2 separate regions of the Homo sapiens genome follow, and region 1 is linked to region 2. Evidence: chromatin contacts called from ENCODE Hi-C or POLR2A ChIA-PET data. All regions are on one chromosome and are shown on one strand. Each heading gives the region's core, a stretch centred on a gene start or an enhancer-like site at or near the end of the contact. The rest is flanking DNA. Distances are from core to core; before and after follow the strand shown. Region 1 has its middle 19 kb from the start of MIR4720. Region 2 overlaps CMIP (c-Maf inducing protein).

The links. Hi-C counts contacts between places; a loop is a spot of excess contacts on that map. ChIA-PET counts read pairs that join two places held with the same protein, here RNA polymerase II (POLR2A). Pooled maps may share reads with other maps.
Region 1: a loop to region 2 is called in a pooled map, with 3 times the contacts of the local background. The contact joins two enhancer-like sites. A Hi-C loop is called at or near these places in 2 of 50 pooled maps. POLR2A ChIA-PET finds 5 or more read pairs at or near these places in 5 of 52 experiments (WTC11, activated B cell, activated CD4-positive, alpha-beta T cell and 2 more).

The regions. Positions count from the first base shown.
Region 1 is chr16:81,401,726-81,406,362 of GRCh38, reverse strand. No RefSeq gene overlaps it. Among named protein-coding and RNA genes, the nearest start is that of MIR4720, 19 kb to the right of the region's middle. RefSeq lists an enhancer at 2,536-2,615. Within about 2 kb of position 2,687, at least 4 of the 41 ENCODE cell types and tissues checked have a DNase peak (open chromatin) inside an H3K27ac peak, as active enhancers do.
Region 2 is chr16:81,656,529-81,660,808 of GRCh38, reverse strand. CMIP (c-Maf inducing protein) reads right to left here. Exons shown (of 21, transcript NM_198390.3): 5 at 2,993-3,034. Among named protein-coding and RNA genes, the nearest start is that of MIR6504, 47 kb to the right of the region's middle. Within about 2 kb of position 2,889, at least 4 of the 41 ENCODE cell types and tissues checked have a DNase peak (open chromatin) inside an H3K27ac peak, as active enhancers do.

The DNA.
Region 1 (4,637 bases), core at 1,438-3,937, 250 kb after region 2:
TCCAGCCTGGGCGACAGAGTGAGACTCCATCTCAAAAAAAAAAAAAAAGAGATATATATATATATACACACACATACACACACACACATATATATACACATATCTATACACACACATATGTATACACACACATATATATGCACATATATACACACACACACATACACATATATATACACACACACAGATATATATATATATCTGTATGTGTGTGTGTTTATGCAAGAAGCATTGGGTCTGAACGCTCGCAAGGCCCTGTATCAGGAGCCCAGGAATATGTTGTGTGAACCAGGGCTGAATGGAGCACTCAGCTTGCCCAGCAGCAGCTGGGGGCATGGCCATAAGCAGTCCAGATTCCAGGGAAATGAATCAGTAACCCGGGGATGAATCAGGAGACGGGAATTGCAAGTCATCCCACCTCCACAAGGTGGAAACTTAGCCAGCACCTTTACCCGGCGCTGACCCACCCGTATTCTCATAAGAATGTCTGACGGTGGAGACGCTGATCCTGAGAGGAACCTCAGGCACGCAGGTTCCAACCCGGAGTCAGGCTGGAAAAGTTGAGGCTCTTCAAAGAGACTACGACTTTGAACCTGGGTCCATGTAAGCTCCAGTCATCCTTCAAGGAATGTGACTAACGTCATCCATTGATGAGGGCAGGAAAATGTCAGATAAAAGACATTTTCTGATAAGTTAACAGGTTACTTTCACAGTATGCACATTCTAAAGCCCTTGTTTTCACAAAGAGAGAGGAATACCTTTTATGTTAATAATAAAAAGTAGTTTCCCTGTTTGATAAATGTGCAAATATTTAAGGCTGTGGAGAAATAGGGACACTTTTATACTGTTGGTGGGAGTGTAAATTATTTCAACCGTTGTGGAAGACAGTGTGGCGATTCCTCAAAGACCTAGAACCAGAAATACCATTTGACCCAGCAATCCGATTGCTGGGTATATACCCAAAGGAATATAAATCATTCTGTTATAAAGATTCATACATGAGTTTGTTCATTGCAGCACTATTCACAATAGCACAGACATGGAATCAATCCAAATGTCCATCAATGACAGACTGGATAAAGTAAATGTGGTACATTTACACCATGGAATACTATGCAGCCATAAAAAGGAAAGAGATCATGTCCTTTGCAGGAACATGGATGGAGCTGGAAGCCATTATCCTCAGCAAAGTAACACAGGAACAGAAAACCAAATACTACGTGTTCTTGCTTATAAGTGGGAGCTGAACATTGAGAACACATGGACACAGGGAGGGGAACAACACACACTGGGGCCTGTCAGCAGCGGGGTGTGAGGTGAGGGAAAGCATCAGGATAAATGGCTAATGCATGTGGGGGGCTCAATACCTAGGTGATGGGTTGATAAGTGCAGGAAACCACCATGGCACACGTTTACCTATGTAATAAACCTGAACATTCTGCGCATGTATCCCGGAACTTAAAATAAAATAAAATTTTAAAAAGTGGAATTTGGGGGTGTCACAGTTCCTGCCTGGGCCCCCCATGGTTGGGCTCTGGCTGTCACTCAGAGGGATGAGGCTGGAGTGCCAGGCCCCAGCCAGATCAGGAAAGGCCTCAGAACTCACATTAAGGAGCTTGAATTTCATCCCGAGTTTATTGGGAAATTGTTGGTGGATGTTAAGTAGGAAGTAATGTGATCAGATTTGCATTTTAGAAAAATCAGTCTGGCTGCAGAGTGGATGGTGGAAGGGAGCAGGGCAAGGCTGGAGCCAGGGAGGACAGTTAGGAGACTGCTGGGGCCATCAGGGTGTACGTGTGTGTTGGGGAGGGGGCAGTGGTGGTCTGAGTCATCCAGAGGGCATATTATGGTGGCATGGATCATTTGGAGGGGGGGGGTATGGTGATGGCTTGATTCATCTGGGATGGGGTGGGGTTTACAGTGGCCCCCATCTTCTGTGAGGCTGGGGGAAGAAGTAACTGTGACCTGGATTAATAACTGGGCAGTGGGGAAAAGAGCCATGTGCAACCTACCCTCTGTGGCCCGTGCCAGGCACGGCTCATGTAACCCTCCTAGCAAACCTCTAGGGTAGCTCCACTGTGATTACTGCCAGCATTTTACAGGCAACGGCACAGGTGCACAAAGGGCTTACCCTTGCCACGGTCACAGCGGCGGGACCCCGGCCTCAGCAGCGGGACACCAAAGTCTGAGCTCAGGCTCAGAGAGACGTCCCAGCACTGTTTCAGAGGCAGCACTGTGGGGTCTCAGGGCTGGATTCCGGCTCGGGGGCAGGGTAACTTGTGTCTGGGTGGACTGTTCATGGGCTGCCCACCCTCACATGTGGACAAAGAACTCAGTTCCTGCTGTTCAGCCCGGAGCCGCCACCTCAGACCTGCTCATGCTGCAAATGGAGGGAAGGTGGCCCTGACCTGGGTGGGTGCAGAGGCGGCGCAGCTTCCCCAAGGCAGGCATGGACCAGACCGAGCTCTGACGCTGAAGGTCATGGGCAGCCCCGAGTCAGGGCCATGAAGGGTGCGGGGGACCCGGCCCACCATGCCTCTCCACCATCGCCAGTGTCCAGCGATCCCTTCCGCACCGGACCTGCCTGGGAGGGGAGAGGACAGCGGCCGCTACCTTCTTCTTCGCCGCGGCCCTCGTGGGTTTGGGGCGCCCTCTGCTGGACGCTTTTATGGCCTGCGGTCTGATGCCAGGACGGCCTCAGGGGTTTGGTGACGGGACTGGGAGGAAGTCACAGGGAGAAGGTGGCCGGCCGATCCCCTGCCGTGAGAAGGAAGACACAGGGCAAACGAGCCTATGCTTTTCATCTCCCAGTTTTCGTGCCTCTTTCAATAGGGGTCTACCCCGTCGGCACCCCTAAATCCCCCACCCCATCACCCACTACAGACTTTTAGTGCATTTTTTATTTAGAATTCATTGATCCCACAATAATCAATTAAAATAATATTATTTATTCAAATTATTCAAATATTATTCAAATTATTTTAATGGTTGGAAGTACTCTTCCTGCTTATGTATTGATTTATTGGCTAGTATTTGGGTGCACAGAACCACTCCCGCTAACAGCTCTCCCTGGAGTGGCCATGGTATGCCCCATTCTCCATCACCCAGCTTCATCTTCACTTCTATTTTTTTTTTTTTTTTTTTTTTTGAGACAGAGTCTTGCCCTGTCGCCCGGGCCGGAGTGGAATGGTATGATCTCGGCTCACTGCAAACTCTGCCTCCCCGGTTCAAGCGATTCTCCTGCCTCAGCCGCCTGAGTAGCTGGGATTACAGACAGCCACAACCACACCCGACTAATTTTTATATTTTTAGTAGAAATGGGGTTTCTCCATGTTGGCCAGGCTGGTCTCAAACTCCTGACTTCAAGTGATCTGCCCGCCTCAGCCTCCCAAAGTGCTGGGATAACAGGTGTGAGCCACTGCACCCAGCCAAATCTATTATCAAGCCCATTATTCAGATGAGAAAACTGAAGTCCTGGCAAAGATTAAGTCCCGTGTCCAAGGCCCTCGATCAACGCTGGGCCAGATTCCCAGGCCAGTGCTCTCTTTTGCCTTGCCAGCCCTCCTGGCAGAGCTATAGCAGGCCCTGGCTAACACACAGGGATCCCCGACTTGTGCCTGCTATGCCTCAGTTTCCTCCTCTGCAAAATAGAGATAACGATAACAGCACTTACCTCAGAGGGATCATGTGAAGAGGAAAGGAACTAATACTTACATATATAACATTCTTGGCCAGGCGTGGTGGCTCACGCCTGTAATCTCAGCACTTTAGGAGGCCAAAGTAGGAGGATCCCTTGAGCCCAGGAGTTTCAGACAAGCGTGGGCAACGTAGTGAGACCATCTCTACAAACAATTTACAAGTTAGCCAGGTGCAGTTGCATGCACCTGTAGTCCCAGCTACTCAGGGGGCTGAGGGGGGAAGATCGCTGCCCAGGAGGTCAAGGCTGTAATGAGCCATGATCGTGCCACTGCACTCCAGCCTGGGTGACAGAGCAAGACCCTATCTCAAAAGAAAAGAATAAGCATTAAAATACATACATATATATATAAAATAAAATCCTTAAAGCCTGGCACAAGATGACTTCTCAACAAATGTGGGGGCGAGACGCGGTGGCTCACACCTGTAATCCTGGCACTTTGGGAGACCGAGGTGGGCGGGTCATCTGAGGTCAGGAGTTAGAGACCAGCCTGGACAACATGGTGAAACCCTGTCTCTACTAAAAATACAAAAACTTAGCCAGGCGTGGTGGCGGGCGCCTGTAATCCCAGCTACTCGGGAGGCTGAGGCAGGAGAGTTGCTTAAACCTGGGAAGTGGAGGTTGCAGTGAGCGGAGATTGTGCTACTGCACTCCAGCCTGGGCGACAGAGCAAGGCTGTCTCAAAAAAAAAAAAAAAAAAATCAACCAAACAAAAATGTGGGGTTTTAGTATCCACCAGCCTAGTACTCTCAGCCCTGGTTGCAAATCCACCTGGGAGATTGATTGTAATTAACCAATTAGAGCAGGACTGCCTCTAATTGGTCTCAGGTGGAGCCCAAACACGGGCGTTTGTGGAATCTCCCCAGGTGGTTCTCATGTTCAAGCAAAGGTGTAAAGTGCCAGGCCAGAGCCTCCACCGCAGGGCTGGTGTCCTGGGTGC
Region 2 (4,280 bases), core at 1,640-4,139:
TATTGTGAAGTGAAAAAAATAAATGCAGAGCAACACATCCTGCATCACATCATTCATATTAAAAGCAGAAAAAAAAAGAAAAGAAAAAATCCCCCAAAAATCCACAACCGTATCTGTCTGTGTGGGTTTGTCACCACCTGAAAACAAGGTGTTTCTAAAGAGGGCACTGGGATGGGATGAAATACTCTTTTCCTGATGAAAACATACTCATACTCATGAAATACTTGCAAAATTGGCTGGGCGCAGTGGCTCATGCCTGTAATCCCAGCACTTTGGGAGGCCAAGGCAGGTAGATCACTTGAGGTCAGGAGTTGGAGACCAGCCTGGCCAACATAGGGAAACTCCGTCTCTACCAAAAATACAAAAATTAACTGGGTGTGGTGGTGTGCGCCCCTGTAATCCCAGCTACTCGGGAGGCTGAGGCAGGAGAATCACTTGAACTTAGGAGGCGGAGTTGCAGTGAGCCGAGTTCCTGCCACTGCACTCTAGCCTGGGTGACAGAGTGAGACTCTGCCTTAAAAAAAAAAAAGAAAAAAGAAAAAAGAAATACTTGCAAAATGAGATTTTAAGTAAAATTAAAAGTTCTGTCACAGCTAGTATGGCTGGGGTCTGGGTCTGAACTCGATTCTGAACTTGAACCTAGATTCAGCTCATGTTCTTCACCACCATGGTGAGCGCCTTCCATAGTGAGCCGGACCACAGCTGGGGTTTGGACTCCTGGTCCATGACCAACAACGGTTACTACTGCCTGGCCAATGGAATGAATAAAACCAACTCAAGCTATGGTAGAAAAATTAGCGCATAAAAAACTACCAAGCATGTCCAAAGAAGACTAATTGCCAATAGGGCAAATAAGAGGATGTAACTGTTGGAATGAAAGGAGGCTCCAGAAGGCATCATAATAATGACAACAGCAATAGTAATAAAAGAATGCTGGAAGGGGAGGCTGTAAAATGCAGGGGTGAGGGTCAGACCCTCAGATCAAATTCTTTCCTGTTCTCAGGCATTCCTGCTGAGCCGGGAAGCTCAACCTGACCCAATTAAGGGTTCAGTTCAGCCACATTAGCTGGATAAATGCAGCCTGGATTTCTCAGATCAAAATTTCTTTCCCAGGCTTGTCCTGAATGCAAGCCCTTGTCCTCCATCCAGGGCTTCCAGGCACTCAGTGGGACCCACAGGTGTTGCTGGCAGGGAGAGGAAGGCAGTACCTCCTTCCAGCTCTCATGCTTGCTCCTGGTTCTGCAGCAGCCCGTCTTACCACTTTGCCTTTGCACATGTAAGTCCCCCTGCCTGAACTGCCTTCCCCAGCTTGCTCCGTTTACCTGACATTCTCCTATCTATCCTTTAAGATTCACCTTGGTCACCTCCTCCTGGAAGTCCTCCATCATCATCCTCCCAGGACCCTCCCTGACAGAGGTTAAGTACCTATCCTCTGCACCCCCTCTAACACCCAGAACAAACCTCAGCCCTTGGCCATGTTATTTTTGTATTATCTGTTGATCTGCCAGGTTCTCTCAGCACACATTCAGTCCTCAATGGCAGGCCTCAAGTCTTGTCCAGCTCTCTATCTGTGTCTGGCACATAGTCAGACTCACATGCTCAGCAAAGTTCGTTAAATGAATTGATGAATTAATACTATGCCAGAAAAAGGTGGTGGTGAGTGATTGGGGGTGCCCAGGTTGACTTGTCCTCCTGTTCTGGCAAGAGAAGGCAATGGACAGTCCGGGTGAAAGCATGGAGAAAACCTCTATACTGTTAGCGTTAGCAAACACCCACTGAGAGCCCACTACGTGCCAGACACTGGAGCTGACAGCAAAGGCAGAAGCTGCTGCCTTGACTCTCCACAATCAAAGGCCTGGGGCTCACCTCATTTTGTGCATACAGTACCCAGCTAGGCTTGCCAGGGCCGACTGAGTGGGTCCCCCAAGGCCCTGATTCGGCTAGAGGAGCGTGAGGGGCCTAGTGACTGATGCTGCTCTTGTTCTGTACCTTGCAGCCAGGAGACATCCCAGGCAGGTTAGTTCCAAGGTCCCCTCCTGGGCACAAAAGGCTCTGCCTCTTGCTTCTATTTCATCTCCCATCCGCCTGCTTCTCATTTCCTTATGCTTTATGCTCCAGCAATGCTGAAGCTTCCAGAACACACTACGTTGCTTTAAATCTTTGTGCTCTTGCACATTTTGTTTCTTCTCTCTGGGATGCTTTTATCCCGTTTTGCCACCTGGAAAACTCCTATTGATCCTTCAAAACCCAGCTCAGATAGCACTACCTCTAGGAAGCTTTCTGGCTCCTTTCCCAGGGGAGTTTATCACTCTACTTACTCTCTGCACTCAATGTCTCTATTTTTTGCGGTGATCACTTTTGTCTTCCTACAATAGATGATGAACTCCTTAGGGACTAGGTTATCTGTGAATTCAAATACATAGCATGGTGCTTACCATCTAGCAGGTGCAATTTCATTTCTTTCTTCTCTCAAGTGAGAGTTAGGTTTCGTAGCTAAAAGTCATTCAGGAAGATATTTTACCCCAAAAATGCTTACATCATGGTAGAGTCCCAGAAAATAGCATCTCACTTTATGTATCACAGGGAATTAAATCCAAGTTCTATTTGTGGATTAATTGGGAGACATGTCCTGGGGCAAGAAAGAGAACGTTTACCTTTCAGCTAATGGGGTGATGCCTCTGAATAAATTATACGGGCTCTGCCATCTCCTGCCTTCAACTCCCTAGGCAGAGACGCAGGAAGGAGGAGGCGATTATGATACATTTGCTACAAACCTCAAAGACAGACAATTACACTCCCGCTCCTATCAACTGGGGCTCTGAAATATGCAAAGGCAGAGGGAGGTGCGTCCGGCTTGCTAGAAAAGACAAAACGGAGCAAGGCCAGATGCTGGTGGATTACGCAGGCGCCAGAATTACCCCAAACCAGGAAAAGGGTTGTAGGCTCCAGGAGGCGGAGGTGGGTGGAGGGAGCGTGTTCGAGAGGAACTTACCACAATGATGTTTTCATGCTCCTGGGTGGTCAAGTTTGTGTTCTAAAGGATTGAATGGAGACAGCAGGAGGAAAACAAAACAAAAGAAAATTAAGAAAACGAGCATTTGGATTTCAAGATCCACAGTTTTGAAACATCTTCAGCGTCACAGACCAACTGTCACTGTCATTTTTTCTTAATTAAACAGATCAGAACACCCTCAGGGGCAAGGTCGGGAAGGGGGAGAAGGTATGGTTTTGGGGCAGGGAGAACTGAGTTCTTGTCCCTGTTTCGGGGCTTGAGTTATGTGACCTTGAGTGAGTCGAGTCTAGGGGAGACTCAGTTCCTGCTTCGGTCAACAGGGCTTCCAGTAACCTCAATAGGCTATTGGGAGAGGATCTGGCCCTCGTCAAAGTGAAACTGCTTAGAAGCCAGAAGGCAGGTTCATAATAAGTATGTAAAGAAACAGACCTTTCAAGAGTCCTAATCTGTGCCAGGCAGCCTTTTAGGAGTAACACGTATATGATTTCAGTGCTTCTCAAACTAAGTTCCCAAGGAACATGAAGTTCCGTGAGTGGGCCCGAGATGTTTTAGCTGAATTCAAATTCTAGCAACTGACTTGCAAAAACATAATTAGGTTGAATGGATTACATTTGCTGAAATTTTAGGGGTCCTGTTTCCTTCCCAATCTGGACTTTTCTTAAATAATTGGTAACTGTTACAGGTTGAACATCCCTTACTGAAAATGCTTGGGAACATGTGTTTTGGATTTCCATTTTTTTTTTTTAAATTTTGGAATATCTGCATTATACTTAACCAGTTGAGCAACCTAGTCTGAGAATGCAAAACCTGAAACTCTCCAATGAACGTTTCCTTTGAGTGTCATGTTGATGCTCAGAAAGTTTCGGACTTTTGGCCAGGCATGGTGGCTCCCATGCCTGTAATCCCAGCACTTTGGGAGGCTGAGGAGTGTGGATTGCTTGAGGCCAGGGGTTCAAGATCAGCCTGGCCAACATGGTGAAACCCCGTCTCTACAAAAAATACAAAAATTATCTGGGCATGGTACTCGCTACTCGGGAGGCTGAGGCAGGAGAAGCATTTGAATCCAAAAGGCGGAGGCTGCAGTGAGCTGAGATTGTGCCACCACACTCCAGCCTGGGCGACAGAGCGAGACTGTCTCTAAAAAAGAAAGTTTTGGACTTTGGAGCATTTCAGGTTTCACGATTAGAGATGCTCGACCTGTGCCGCCATCTGTGAGTACTTGAACAAGGAAAGAGACGGCTGTGCCATAAACAAGGAATCACAGGAA